Linked DNA regions of Homo sapiens: region 1 is linked to region 2. Evidence: read pairs that join two places in POLR2A ChIA-PET (ENCODE). Cell type or tissue: OCI-LY7. All regions are shown on one strand. Links, peaks and the distances in the headings refer to the core of each region. The heading gives the core; the rest is flanking DNA.

Evidence for each region. ChIA-PET counts read pairs that join two places held together with the same protein. Peaks named below come from ENCODE experiments on the same cell type or tissue, not always from the same donor. Only the 100,000 strongest peaks of a DNase experiment are listed, where the experiment ranks them.
Region 1: POLR2A ChIA-PET joins it to region 2 with 6 read pairs; 3 of 35 experiments call an interaction of 5 or more read pairs at or near these places.

What each region holds. Positions count from the first base shown.
Region 1 is chr1:100,218,820-100,226,464 of GRCh38, reverse strand. The region is part of intron 4 of DBT (dihydrolipoamide branched chain transacylase E2); the gene reads left to right. Among named protein-coding and RNA genes, the nearest start is that of DBT, 27 kb to the left of the region's middle. In OCI-LY7, for the core only: no CTCF peak of the experiment used is centred there; no DNase peak of the experiment used is centred there.
Region 2 is chr1:100,147,965-100,156,131 of GRCh38, reverse strand. TRMT13 (tRNA methyltransferase 13) reads right to left here. Exons shown (of 11, transcript NM_019083.3): 10 at 7,806-8,167; 11 at 5,636-7,507. The coding sequence ends at 7,312. It overlaps LRRC39 (leucine rich repeat containing 39), which reads left to right. Exons shown (of 10, transcript NM_144620.4): 8 at 929-1,081; 9 at 3,608-3,747; 10 at 7,035-7,684. The coding sequence ends at 7,090. Among named protein-coding and RNA genes, the nearest start is that of TRMT13, 19 kb to the right of the region's middle. In OCI-LY7, for the core only: no CTCF peak of the experiment used is centred there; a DNase peak (open chromatin) is centred at 3,671.

The DNA.
Region 1 (7,645 bases), core at 811-5,810, 71 kb before region 2:
AAAAATAAAAAAAAATAGCCAGGTGTGGTGGCGTGCACCTGTGGTCCCAGCTACTTAGGAGGCTGAGGTGAGAGGATCACTTGAGCCCAGGAGGTAGAGGCTGCAGTGAGCTGTGTTAATGCCACTGCACTCTAGCCTGGGTAACAACAGGACCCTGTCTCAAAAAAAAAAAAAAAAAAAAGGCATAATTTAGAAAAATTTAAAGAAAAACAAAACAAAAATTCACCTTTAGAATTAAATGAAATAAACACAGTTTTTTTTGGATTCAGATTTAGAAAGGAAAGAGTGTTTCATTCTTGGCATAAACTGACAAGTAAGGATTCTGAACAGTACTATGGATGTCATTAAATTAGAATGTCCAAGCTGGAAACCAGATTAGATACCAATTTAAGTTATCTAAAAAAGCAAGTTATTTATATGAACAAGTAAACAATTGGAGTTTGTTATTTGTTTTGTTTTGTTTTGTTTTTTGACATGGGGTCTTGCTCTGTTGTACAAGCTAGAGTGGCACGATCATAGCTCATTATAGCCTTGAATTCCTGGGCACAAGCAGTCCTTCTGCCTTAGCTTCCCAAGTAGTTAGGACTCCATCATGCCCAGCTAATTGGCCTTCTGATTTTTTTTTTTTTTTTTTTTTTGTGAGATGGAGTCTTGCTCTGTCTCCCAGGCTGGAGTGCAGTGGCACAATCCTAGCTCACTGCAACCTCCGCCTCCTGGGTTCAAGCAATTCTCTTGCCTCAGTCACCCTAGAAGCTGGGATTCCAGGCATGTGCCACCACACCTGGCTAATTTTTGTATTTTTAGTAGAGGTGAGGTTTCACCATGTTGGCCAGGCTGGTCTTGAACTTCTGGCCTCAAGTGATCTGCCTGCCTCCGCCTCCCAAAGTGCTGGGATTATAGGTGTGAGCCACCACACCTGGTGCTGGTTTTGTTTTTAGAGTTTGTTTTGACATCTCAAGTAAGATCCAACTTAATAAGTCTGGGTATAGCAAATTATAAAATCACAGTACATTTTGTGGGGGGCCTGTGTTTTTTCTGGAGAATTTTTTTTCACAAAAATTAATATTCTCTATAACATGATAAATCTTAAAGAAATTATGCTGAGTGAAAGAAGCCAGATCCCACCACTCAAAAGAAAACATGCTATATGATTTCATTACATACAATTTTAGAAAATCCAAACTAATCTCTAATAACAGAAAACCAACGAGTGGTTGCCTGGTGACAGAGTATGGAGGGTAGGAAGGGTTGGAAAGGAGGCATTACCAAGGAATACGAGGAAACTTCTGGAAGTGATAGACATGTTCATTATCTTGATTATGGTGATGGTTTATGAGTATATACATATTTCAAAGCCTATCAGATTATATGTGTGTGTGTGTGTGTGTGTGTGTGTGTGTGTGTGTGTGTGTATATATATATTTTTTTTTTTTTTTTTTTTTGGGGGGAGACGGAGTCTCACTCTGTCGCCAGGCTGGAGTGCAGTGGCATGATGTCGGCTCACTGCGACCTCCAACTCCCTGGTTTAAGCGAATCTCCTGCCTCAGCCTCCTGAGTAGCTGGGATTACAGGCAGGCGTGCACCACCACACCCAGCTAATTTTCATATTTTTAGTAGAGACGGGGTTTCACCATGTTGGCCAGGATGGTCTTGATCTCCTGACCTTATGATCTGCCCACCTCGGCCTCCCAAAGTGCTGGGATTACAGGCGTGAGCTACCATGCCCAGCCTCAGATTTTATATTTTATGTATGTGCAGTTTATTGTGTGTCAGCTCTATCTCAGTAAAGCTTAGAACAAAATTAATGGCATTGGATAGGTTATATTTACAGTAAAAATTATCTGACAGTATTCTTCATAGAGAACTGATAATTTGCTAGCCATTCTGTTTCATTTGCCATTCATAATATGCTTTAAACAATTATCTTGCATGCTAGTTTTATTTCACATCTGTACCTTTTTGCTTTTATATTTGGACTTGTTTTTTATATTTTTATTGTAAGAATAAACTATGAAGCATAAGCCCATGTATCAAATAAGCAGGCCTATAGAAATTAAATTCAGCTTAATGAGAGAAATTTATATATGCTTCATTTTAATTGTGGAAATAAGAAAGATTTCTAAATATTTTATGTATCTTTTCTTAAGCAAGAATTTGTAGTAATACTGAATTTATGTTTTTCCTGTCTTAATGCTAGTAAAACCAATTATATAAAAGACGAACACAAAGTCTTCTAGAAGTATAAATTATATTATTAACATTTTACAGGTGGAAAATTATTATAGCATAGAGCCATGAAGGGTAGAAGAGATCAAGACTAGACATCTTAATAGTAGTATTGGAAATTAAGTCCTATCTTGTAATGCTAATTATATTCTATAGTACTGTCTTTTGTAACATAGTAGTAGTCTGCTTTTCAAAGCTAGAGGGTCATGATAATTTTGGTGAGGGAAACTGTATTTGTGACCTCCAAGTCCTATCTATGAGTCCTTTGACTGTAACAGACCTCTACTTCAAAACAGTTTATTGGACTCAGGTATGCCAACTTGTATCTGTGACATATAAAAAGGCATATACTATTAAAAAAAATGACAAGTTGAAATCCAGTTACTTAATTTTTTTTTTTACTTAACATTATCACCATTATATCAAAGCTATTCCATGTTTCAGTGCCTTGTCTACTGTAAATGTGGTTTAGACCATGTGCAGTCACTCATGCCTATAGTCCCAGCACTTTGGGAGGCCCAAGTAGGAGGATCATTTGAAGCCAGGAGTTTGAGACTAGCCTGGGCAACACAGTGAGACCTCATCTCTACAAAAAATTTTAAAAATTAGCCAAGTGTGGTGGAGCACACCTGTAGTCCCAGCTATGCAGGAGGCTGAGGTGGGAGGATCGCTTGAGCCCAGGAGTTTGAGGCTGCATTGAGTTATGCTTGTGCCACTGCATTCCAGCCCAGGTGACAGAGCAAGACCCAGTTTCTTAAAAACACGCACACACAAAACAAACAAAAAAGTTAGACGGGTGGTAGTACACCCCTGTAGTCCTGGCTACTCAGACAGAGGAAACCCTGTCTCAAAACCAAAACAAAACTAAAACCAACTCAGTTTAAATTGTGTTACCTCGAGTTGTCTTTACAGCTGATGTGGTGACAGATGCTTTCTCTAGCCTCTATTTATTTAATGCAGTAAAATGATTCCTCACTTTTCTAAACAACTAAGCCTCTTTGTTCCAAAACTTTTCAAAAACTTTTTTTTGAGAGAAATCATTAATTTTGTTTTAAAAATTTCATACATGTTAATTCTTAAAGTGAGGATATTGAGTAAGCTTTTTTGATTATGCAAAGACATGTTATGAACATTCACCACTGTACTAGAAACAATACAATTCTGCGTTTGATTTTTAGTTTTTCAGCCCGTTTAGATTGTCCTTGTGCCAGGTCATCACCCACCTTCCTAACTTTCTGAGAAGACATATAACCAAGTTGATTAAGAAGTATTTGCTAACAAAGGCAAATAGGAGCTGATTGAGAGTGTAAATACCTTTCCTCTGGGTCAAGTGGACAGTTTTAATGCTGAGGCTGTGTGGCACCTATTTTAGGTACACTGGGCCATGAAGCTATGTTAAGATGAAGTTGCCAGGATGCTCCACCACCAGATAAGTGGAGAGTTACTGAACCTAACTGAGAGGTACCATGGGGCAGTGAAAGGAGGAGAAAGAGGGACATGAGCTTTAGCAGAATACTTTATAAAACTAATATTATTCTGCCATTATATTGCATTTACCCCTTAACATCAACTTGTATTGTTGATTGGTTTCTCTGTGCTAATACTATATATACATCTCATTTAACAAATGTAATATCTGCTTTTGACACATGGACCATTGAGACTCTGAGAGGTTAAATAACCTGCCTATGATTACATAGCTACTAAGTGGTGGAGTTAGGATTTGACCTCAGCTCTGTTTAATGTGAAAGCCCATGCTCCTAACCACTTTGTTACACTGATAATTTAGTTCAGAGAGGATGGATATCAGCTTCATTTTGCATCTAGAGTAATGGGACTTACTTTCTAACACTTTACATATGCATTATTTACAAAATTCTGCTACAACAACACAGTTTAGTTTACAAATATATAGATTTTATAATATTGAAATGTTTACCAGGATTAGTATAAAATGTTTTAAAGAAAAGCTCTTTGACATAAAACCATTCCAATAATGTAGTGTACCATCTAACTAAATTACATTCAGTAACATAAATTGCATGGTTCAATGCTAGGCATAGTAGGTGCTCTTGGTAGCTATAACTGTTCATTTTGTATAGCCTATTGTAGATTAAATTGATTGAATTCGCTGTTTTAATAATTTGAAGTGAAAAAGAAAATGCAATGAAATCTTTTCAGTTTGGATGTCCTTAATTTTCAATTTATGAACATTCGGACAGGAACTAAAGTTTATTTTTGTGCTATGAAGAAAGGTCTTCCAAACACACTTGAATACTTTAGTATTTCAAAGCATTTTTCTTAAAAGAATTTCTCCTAGCTGAGTGAATTAAGGGGATTACTTAATGTTATTCTTAGAAATACCTAAGAATATTGCAGTTTCACAGTTTTATCAATTCATATTATTCTTTTATTTAGTTAACCTGAAATAATGTGGTTTTATTATAAATTTGCTTTCTACGAGGAATTACCTTAACACGAGATTGACAGGCTTCATAAGAAAAAGTGTTTACTTACCAGTGTTTGTTTGCTTTTTCTTAAAATTAGTTAAAGCTTTTAAAACTGTACTCTAATTCCCTAACTGAAGATCAATCATCAAAGGCTAAAATCTCACATATTAGACTGTGATGCTAGAAACACTAAAGTCATATCAACTGGGGAGACTTGTGAAATTCAAATTTGGTCAACTTCATCCCCCTTAGAGTCCGTTTCTACATTGGTAACATTGAGAAATCTGTCCTACATACTCATAACATTTTTGTAATCAGAGGAGAAAATATGTGTAAAAACACTGAAGGAGGCCAAGGCAGGAGATCACTTGAAGTTAGGAGTTCAAGACCAGCCTGGGCAACGTAGTGAAACACTGTCTGTATTAAAAAAAGAAAAGCAAAAAATAAACATTTTGAAGATTATTTAAAATCTTCTGCTGTGTAGTAAGGTGGTATTTTATTACTTGGTTAAGTGACAGCTTTCTTCCAACAACTACATGACTATTAGAAATAATATATGAGTGACTTCTCACAAGTAAGTTTGTCATTCATATTTACACTCAAGTTACTCTAAAAGGGTAGTACTATGTAGGTAATATATCACAAAATGTTTTCCAGAAAGGTAGGTAGCAATAAATTACTTGGTCTTTTGGAATAATGTAATAATTTTTGTATGTTATATATTTGGATATTTATACATTCTCTTCAGCAAATATGCATTATCCAAGTTAGCATTGGAGTTCCTACCATATTGGGGTTCCTACCATTGAATCCCCTGATTTTCGTTTGGATCTTGGTTCCACATGCTAATCTTTCTTACTCATTTCTCCAATGACTTTAACAGATGTAGAGAATATACAGAGATTCTGAAAATTCAACAAAAATTATGCCTTGAACTATAGGAGTTGTATTCTAGCTACTTTGACCAGAAGGAAAATTTACTAGGGCTATGAACTAATGGAAACAGCACAGATTGAGTCAGCCCTAGGACTGAATTCAGCTCTTAGATTTATTAGGTGTCTCACCTTGAGCCAATCTGTTCAGTCAAACCTCACTTTTTAAACTGTCTATAAAATGGGGATAATAATACCTATCTTAAACAGTTGTAATGAAAAGTAAGATACTGCATATGCAGGACAGTATTTGACACATAATAGATGCTCAATACAAGTTTTGGGTTTTTTTCTCTTCCCTTCCTTACCTTTAGGAGAATTTCTTTGTAGCTCCACTGGGCCAATTCATAGACTAGTAAAGAGGAATGAATAGACTATCTTATCACGGTTGCAGTAGTAGAAGATTTTTATTTACCTAGAAATGAATGTCAAAACTGTCAAAGCAGATTCAGTTGTCTGTTCATTTTCAGAAGTTCTGTCAGTCTTTAATTTACCAATTCAGACAGATTCTGCTATATGTATACATCACTGATTTCCTAACAGCAGAATTTGACAATTAAGTGCTCTCAAAAACATTTTTTTTTTTTGCTTGCAGAAATATATGCTAGTAGCCTGAGATAGTTTTTCTAATAACAGGAATCCAGAACTAGAGAATAAAACAACCAAATTAGCATTAGCCACAGCAGTTCTTTTTTCTTTTCCTTTTTTCTTTTTGAGGCAGCCTTGCTCTGTCACCCAGGCTGGAGTGCAGTTGTGCAACCATGACTCATTGCAGCCTTGACTTCTTGGGCCCAAGTGATCCTCCCACTTCAGCCTCCTGAGTAGCTGGAACTACAGGCACACACCACCACACCTGGCTAATTTTAAAATTTTTTATAGAGAGAGGGTCTCCCTATGTTGCCCTGGCTGATCTCGAACTCCTGGCCTCAAGCAATTCTCCCGCCTTTACCTCCCAAAGTGTTGGGATTACAGGTGTGAGCAACCATGCCCAGCCACCACAGCATTTCTTAAACTATTCAAAGCAGAGCAAACTTTTACGTACTATATCATCTCAGGAAAGTGTTTAAGATTTTCATAGATTTTATATGATTCTTGTGCGGTTTTTTTTGAGACTGGGTCTCACTTTTTCACCCAACCTAGAGTGCCGTGGCGCCAACATGTCTCACTGCAGGCTTGACTTCCTGGGTTTAAGTGATTCTCCCCGCCTCAGCTTCCTGTGTAGCTTGGACCACAGATGTGTGCTATCGTACCTAGCTAATTTTTAAAATTCACTTGTAGAGATAGGGAGTCTCACTTTATTGCCCAGGCTGGTCTTAAACTCCTAGGCTCAAGTAAGTGATCCACCCACCTTGGCCTGCTAGAGTGTTAGGATTACAGGCATGAGCCATTGTGCCCAGCCCATTCTTTCATATAATTTATCTTACATTTGATCCTTATTCCGTGCTGTTTATAAATATAAATGAGAATTTTATTAGAAAAATGTTTAAAATACAAATTTTTTTTTTTTGAGACAGGGTCTCACTGTCATCCAGGCTGGAGTGCAGTGATGCAATTACAGCTCACTGCAGCCTCGACCTCCTGGGCTCAAGCAATCCTCCCACCTCGGTCTCCCAAGTAGCTGGGACCACAGGTGTGTGCCACCAAACTCAGCTAATTTTTAAATTTTTTGTACAGGTGGGGTCTCCCTATGTTGCCTCAGCTAGTCTTGAATGCCTGGGCTCAGGTGATCCTTCTGCCTTGACCTCCCAAATTGCTGGGATTGCAGGCGTGAGCCACTGTACCTAGCCACAACACATTTTAAAATTTCTTGAGGAAAACTCTCATGTTTAAACTTGTAGCTGCTATATTATTTCAACAGGAGTGACATATCCACCAGGTACTAATAATTAAAAAGTACCAGGTACCGGCACACACCCCCCCCCCCACTCTACCCATACCATTAGGATAGTTGTGTTTTCCTATTCTGAAGTAGTTCAACTTTTATACATTTAGACTATAAACTTTAATTTATTTAGATATTATAGGCCACATCTTAGT
Region 2 (8,167 bases), core at 1,272-6,271:
AAACCTCTTATGAAAAATAACCAAGCAAGACAAATGGGATCTCAAGCATAATCAATCACAATAGGTCCAACTAGTTTGAAATACACTGTTTTAACAGAATATTTTCATTTGTTCCAAGTAAGTAAAAGGGTTTGGGAAGAAGAAAAAACTGGCTTTTTTCAAGTGATCCACCTACCTCAGCCTCCCAGAGTTCTGGGATTACATGCCTGAGCCACCACACCTGGCCAAAAGTGGCTGACTTTGAGAAATTAACAAGAATATGCCACAATAACCACCTTGCTTAGCATATGCCAAGCACTTCTATGCACTTTACAAGTGGATGAAGAAACTAATGACAGAGATGTTAGCTAACTCGCTCAAGTTAGTAAGTGGGCAAGCTAGGATTTGAACCTAGGCAGCCTGGCCCCAGAGTTCATGATGTTACGCATTATGCATACTGCTTTGCTATAAATGGGCATATTCATCATTTTATTGTTCTCTTAAGACTCTGTCTCAGATTAGGTAACATTTACAGTAGTTCTTCTTCAAGAAATCCTATGAGAATAGTGAAAGAATTCTAGAATATGTTGATTTGATTTCATTTCTATTGCCATATGACATGAGAGTTGTACTGTAGAGATAAACTTCCTGATGTGGTTTCTCTAATAACCAGGTAATGTGATGTCAGTTAACTCAATAAGTATACTGGTTAAAGATGTTGTAAAAGACATTTGATTTTTAACATAAGAACCAAAGGCTGGGTGCAGTGGCTCACGCCTGTAATCCCAGCACTTTAGGAGGCTGAGGGGGAGAATAGCCTGAGCTCAGGAGTTTGAGACCATCCTGGACAACATGATAAGACCCCTACCTCTTAAAATTATTTGTTAAAACTCCAAAACCAATATTTTCATATTATATGTAATTAATTGTAGAAACCTTAATTTTTCAGAATGCAAAATCTACATACGTTATGGCTGCAACGAAATGAAATAACATGCTTGCCTCAAACAATCAGCAATATGAAAAATCTGGGTACTCTTGTTCTCAGCAACAATAAACTGCAAGATATTCCAGTATGCATGGAAGAAATGGCAAATCTGAGGTAAAAAGTTGTAGGCACAAAACTGAAAAACCTTGCTTTCTTTCTGGCTACAGAAAAAAGTACTGTAGAGAGATTGTTATTAATAAATTTCAGTTGTTATTTATGTGAATGGATATCTTAAAAATCTTTTCCAATGTTGACATTCTATAATTTGATGAATAGGATTCATATAACACTGGTCTATTCAAGAAAGAATCCTTAAAACTAAAGCAGTTTGGGATTTATCAGCTTTAAGAAATGTCTTCCATTTTAGATGTTTATCAAAGGTCTTTTATGGGGAAGAAAGTAAATGTATGAAATAATAAATGTGTGACCTTTATGGGTAATGTTGGCTCTGAACAAACTTTTGAAAACTTGGTTGACAAAATTTTGAATCAACTGAAAAAAAGCATGACTTGAAATCTCTGAATGCCTTGGTTCTCAGTATTATCATTCTTCATTGAATTTGTTTCTTATTAAAATATGTAGTTTTTAAGACTTTTTTTCTCACAGTATTATGTAATTTTTTAGCATGGGTAGATGGGAGTGTCACTTGTATGTTACCATACAGCTGACAAGTATTTTTGTCTTTTCTTTATTATGTTTCATGCTATGTATGTACCATAACCAACCTATTGCCTATGAGAAACATGTAAGATAAAATATTTACAGCCATTGTTACAAGTTTATAGTGTATTTTTCTATCTTGTTTTATATGTATGTTACATAACATTCAAAAGGAATTTTTTTTCTTGAGAAAAGGATACAAATTGCAAAATCCACAATTTTGATAACTGAAAATTGCCAATTGTTTTGCAGTACTTTATTATATTGGGTGTCTTGTCTCTTTTGGGCTTCTAGTTAGCTAAATGAATGAATACATTAGACATTTTTGGGTTTTAGTTGGGATTTTACATAGCTTGCATTTTAATTCTTTGGTTCTTCGCTGTTTGTATTAACCCATAGCATTATTTTAATAAATGTTATAATACCAACCTAAAAAAAAAAAGAAATGTCCTCTGTTGATGACATTTTCATGAAAATTATACAGCTAAAAAAACTTCACTCACAACATAAAAATCAAAAGCATAAAAGTGTTTATTTCCTAAATAAGCACAAAGGGAAACAATTATGTTATTGATAGCAGATATATTAGTCGGGAGTGGTGGTGCATGCCTATAACAGCTACTTGGGAGGCTGAGGCTGGAGGATCGCTTGAGCCCAGGAGTTCGAGGTTGCAGTGAGCCAAGATTGCGCCACTGTACTCCAGCTTGGGAAACAGAGACTATTTCTTAAAAACAAAACAAAAACAAACAAACAAAAAGCCACTAGATATAACTTTTTACTAAGTACTATCAAAACTCTGTCAAGCATTTTTTCTTTTTAAAAATTATTTTAGATTATTTTAGGTTGCTTGTATGTCTTCTTTTGGGAAATGTCTGTTCATGTCCTTTGCCCGCTTGTGGGGTTGGTTTTTTTCTTGTTGAGTTCTTTGTAGATTCTGGATATTAGTTCTTTGTCAGATGTATAATTTACATATATTTTCTCCCATTCTATAGGTTGTCTATTAACTGTTGATTATTACTTTTACTGTGCAGAAGTTTTTCTAATTAAATCTCATTTGTCTATTTTTGGTTTTGTTATGTTTGCTTTTGAGGTCTTCATCATAAATTCTTTGCCTAGGCCAATGTCCAGAAGAGTTTTTCCTAGGATTTCTTCTAGGATTTTTACTGTTTCAGATGTGACATTTAAGTTTTAACCCATCTTGAACGCTCCCTCAAGTATTTTTCTTCCAAAGCTTAATCTTCTGACAAATGAGAATAAGAGAATACCCACTAAAACCCAAAACTTCGATAACAAAATAATTCATTTATTCACTTGTTCAGCAACTACCTGCCTTGTACTGGGTGGTGAAGACACAATGATAAGTAAGATGGAGGTATATAAATTATGCAGAAACTAAGTTCATAGCACTAATTTTATATTTAAGATATGTTAAAATTGCTCTTAGAAGTTAAGCTGTATTGCATTAAATATATGCTGTAGGCCAGATGTGGTGGCTCACACCTGTAATCCCAGTACTTTAGGAGGCTGAGGCAGGCAGATCACTTGAGGCCAGGAGTTTGAGACCAGCCTGGCCAATATGGCAAAACCCTGTCTCTACTAAAAATGCAAAAATTGGCCGGGCGTCATGGTGTGCACCTCTAGTCCCAGCTACTTGGGAGGCTGAAGCACAAGAATCACTTGAACCCGGGAGGTGGAGGGTGCCATGAGTCCAGATCATGCCACTACACTCCAGCCTGTGCAACTAGACTAACAGTTGCTTTTATAAGCTTTGAAAGTAAGTTGTCTAAAGCTAGTGTTTTTTTTTCTCTTAGGAAAAAAACATAAGATTCTTGAGATATATCACATCTCACCAAGTCGTTCAGTTATTGAAACCAGTTAAAAACGAGTAATTTAGTATATTATCATTTGACCTTTCTCCAGGGAAATAAATGTACACTTCCATGACACCTATAAAAATACTGTTTTTTGATGAACTTCTAGGTTTGTCAACTTCAGAGACAACCCACTGAAATTGAAAGTATCACTTCCTCCCAGTGAAGGCACAGATGAAGAAGAGGAACGGGAATTATTTGGCCTTCAGTTTATGCACACATACATACAAGAGTCACGGAGAAGAGCAGGTATAAGATTTGTATATAACACAGATTAAATGTTTTTTGGTAGAGTAATGTGTGTATCACTAACTGCTGCCTTTTGATTAATTCCTTTATATATTTCTCATTCCATCTTAAGTTTTCTGTCAAATTCTGTTCTCTTAGTCAATATTGTGGGAAGAAAAAAAGTGAAATAGAGAGAGAGGTTTTAAAGATATTCAAAGTCTTTCAAGTGGGGGAAGGAAATAAATCCTTTGGCTAAGCATCTGAAGTAAAACCAAGTGAGTGAAGACATGATTCTTAAAGCTTTGCTACCTCATTCTACCAGCTTGCCACACATAGCAGTTTGACCATGAACTGACCTTCCCTGTCATTCCATAAATAGAAAAAAAAATTTACCTAGGGATGAAAAATATTGAGAACACAGTTTTTTGTTTGTTTGTTTGTTTGTTTGTTTTAAAGAGATGAGGTCTTACTATGTTGCCCAGGCTGGAGTGCAGTGGCTATTCAAAGGCACAATCATAGCTCACTGTAGCCTTGAACTCCTGGGCTCAAGAGATCATCCGACCTCAGCCTCTGAAGTAACTGGGGCTATCAGTGCATGCCACCACGTCTGGCTGAGAACACAGATTTTAATGAACAAAGTGTGAGGTTTTGATATAGAGATTTCAATCACTTAGTCTCTGATAATTAATTGAGGGCCTTTAAGCTAAACCAAGATCAGGGGAAGAGGACAAAGTGCACAATTATTTGTTAATAAAAACAATGAAACAATAGTAACAGAAATCATAGTCTTATAATTTTAAAATGTTAAGAATTTTTAACTTAAAAGGTAGATTTTAGTTCAACTTAATGCAACAACTAGTTTGAAAAATGAATATAACTGAGAAGACAATGACAGAGTTTTTCAGCTAAAGGAAATAATTTTTACTAACATTCAGTGGAGGATGTTTAGGAAATGGTGATTAGATTTATTGCAGCAAGGTCATAGAAGCAATGACATGGAGACAGATTGGGGGAAGACAGGCAAAAAAGTCATAATTGTGACCTAGTTTTGGAAAGCAGAGAATATATAAAGACAATTAGGAGACAGAATTGGTAATTGAATGAAGATGAGAAAAGGGAGTTTACAATGAATGTTTTTGGTTTAGAGGGCAACTGGATAGATGGTGGTGCTAAGATGGAGAATGAAGTACAGAAGATGGGTTGGCGAATAGAATCAGGTGGTAGAGGCAGAAGATGATTTCTAATTTTGGCAGTCTTTTTTTTTTTTTTTTTTTTTTTTGAGGAGTTTCTCTCTGGTTGCCCAGGCTAGAGTGCAATGGTGCAATCTCGGCTCACTTGGCAAATTTCGCCTCCCAGGTTCAAGTGATTCTCCTGCCTCAGCCTCCTGAGTAGCTTACAGGCATGCACCACCACGCCACGCCCCACTAATTTCGTATTTTTAGTAGAGACAGGGTTTCACCATATTGGTCAGGCTGGTCTCGAACTCCTGACCTCAGGTGATTCACCTGCCTTGGCCTCCCAAAGTGCTGGGATTACAGGTGTAAGCCACCACACCTGGCCCTTAGCAGTAAATTTGATGCACCTGTGGAACATGCAAGTTGTGGTAATTGTGCAGGTGAATCTGAAGTTCAAGAAGAGGTTTGTTGAATCTGAAAATTCTGCAGGACAAGAAATAGCTGTATGCATATCCCACAGTCACTTTCTCATGATATGTGAAGACAAATTAACAGTTAGGAAAACAATAATCCTGACCTAAGGCTGGCATGTTGAAGGACAAACTTATCTTCCTTTAAGGTACTTGATACCATTGTCAGAAACATACCATTAAGCTAAATGGGCCACAGAACTGTTTCTGTATGATAATTCTTGGGTGTGTATGTATATTTTATCAAACATAAATGAGATTATGCCTGTTGTAGAATATTGTTTATTTCTGGGCATAAATTGTTGAATGATGCAAAACAAATTTTATGACACAAATTAGTATTGCTTGACACAATAAAAAAAGGTTAATTATTTAATGATATATCTTCATTTAGGTTCCCTTGATTGGGGACATGGGTAACTAACTTAAACAAACTACCTTACTTGACATAAAACTTATAACAAGGGAAAAAAGTTAACAACTTAAAGAGATAATAAAATCAAAGCCTATTATGTTATTAAAAAGATTCACGAGTTACTACCACTACTATTACTAGTTAATATTTATTGAATTACTCTGTGCTTGGAACTGTTCTATGCATTTTACTTGTGTTATCTCATTTGATGCTCACAACAACCTTGTGAGGTAGGTATTATTGTTATCATCATCATCCCCATTTTAAAAGGAGGAAATTGAGGCACAAAGAGATTAGGTAGCATGCCCAAGGTCGCACAACTGAAGATGGTAGGTTTGGAATTTGAACCGAGACAGTCTGACAAGATATATGAGACTAAAGTCAGGAATTTTAAATTGGTTAGGCTTCTTATTTACAAATCATATAATCATAGAACTACAGGATAAAAATAGTTATTTCAGAATATCATAATATCTAAAATTAGTAATTCTGAACCTTTGTCTTGGCAAATGTACCATCAATTAAGACAATTTTTACAAATAAAGGCAGAAACAAAATAGGGATAAGATGCAGAAGAGAATAACAGTCCTACCATATATTTGGTTTAGTATTTTCTTGTGCATAGAAACCAGTCATGAGTTAAATAAGGCCTAAATTTGAGAAGGTTTTTGGTTTCATTATCTAATTTCTATTTTATTCCAAATTATTTTCCCAAACAGAAGAGAACATACTTATTGTTTGTGCCTACATATATAAAAAATGACCTGATAAAAGATATGAGATAGCTAATCAACTTCAGAAATTATTTCAAATTTGTGAATTATGTTTGTAAGTATCTTTTTGGAAGTTCTAACTAGACAATTATCCAACAAAATAATTAAGTGAAATAATCTTTTTTCTTTGAAAACAGCTCTTCAGTTTTGTGTTTGTCATGGACAGATTCTGACAATATATACATGTATGGCTCTGGAAATTTGAAGGTGACTTCATTAATTAATTGTGTTTATTAATTGTGAATATCTCTGAATTGTCTGCATTTGAGAAAATCACAATTGTGCTTTCCAGATCTGTAGGGAAAAATGTCCACATATAAGTCAAATTCTCAGATTGGCCCTTGTTACAATCAATCACTACCTCTTGAACTTAAGAAATAAAAAATATTAAATAAAATCAAAGGAAGATAAATTTCCAAAATTAATACAAACAGAAATACGCTAATTATGTGTTGACATGTTATGTATGTTTCAGATCACCAAGTCAACGGTTCAACTACTTTACCAATCTCCATAAATACGGATGGATAATATAATTCAAGATGCCCTTCTAAAGAGGATTACTTTGGTGAATTCTCTAATGTTTGGATTTCTGAAGTAAAAAGAAAAGCTATTACCAAAGTTTAATGAGGCCACAGCATTTTTTAAAGTTCATATTATTTGCTATTTAAAGTATATATTTTTTTGATATAAAAATATAATTAAAAAATTTTTTTTGGTGGAAGACAGATGATGCTCAAATTTCTTTTCCATTAAGCAGTTGTTTCTGGTGATGAAGAATGATTTGGTAAAGCAGTTAACAAAACATTTTCCAAAGACACCAGAGGGTCTGTATAGTACTGCAAAGCAGGACTGAATCCCTTCTGCTGCAAATACTGGATTCGACCTTGGTCAATCAGCAATTTACAAAGATGCCCTATTTTCTTCTTTTCTTCAACACTAAGAAGCCTAAATTGAATAAACACACACAAAACATTGTTAAAATTTTGCAAAAGTTTATAAAAAATTATTTTTGTCACTATTTATTGAGAGACTGTTAACTAACCCATAATGTACTAAGTACTTTGTCCCATGCTTCCAAGACACATTATATTTATGACCACAATAAAAGATGTGTATATTTTAGCTTATTCTAAAATTAGATTATAAAATACATTTTCATGAATTGTTGATAATAGTCATCTAAAGTACAGTACAATATAATATTTCTCCTTTAGTATCATGCATTACAAAAGTAGTCTCTTACCCAGGCAAACAATCAGCGCCATCATCTGTGATTCTGTATCCTCCATCATCATGCTCTTCACTATCATCATTCTGATTATCTTGCCTCTTTGTGGTACTATTTGAGGTTTCCAAAGATGTTTTCCGCATCCCACAAGTTGCCCAACTACTCATTCGCTGGAAATAATGGAATTCCACTGCTCCAAGGCCTAGAGCCCTGAAATATTCTTTGCCCACATAATGTCTCCAATCACACCTGTGGTGACAACAGAGTGCAATAACAATGCCAGCCACAGGGTTCCACTTCTCTGGGACATTTTTTTCATTTCCTTCCTTGGCCAAAGTGTAAATTTCTTTTTCTGTTTTATCATTCTTTATGCGTTT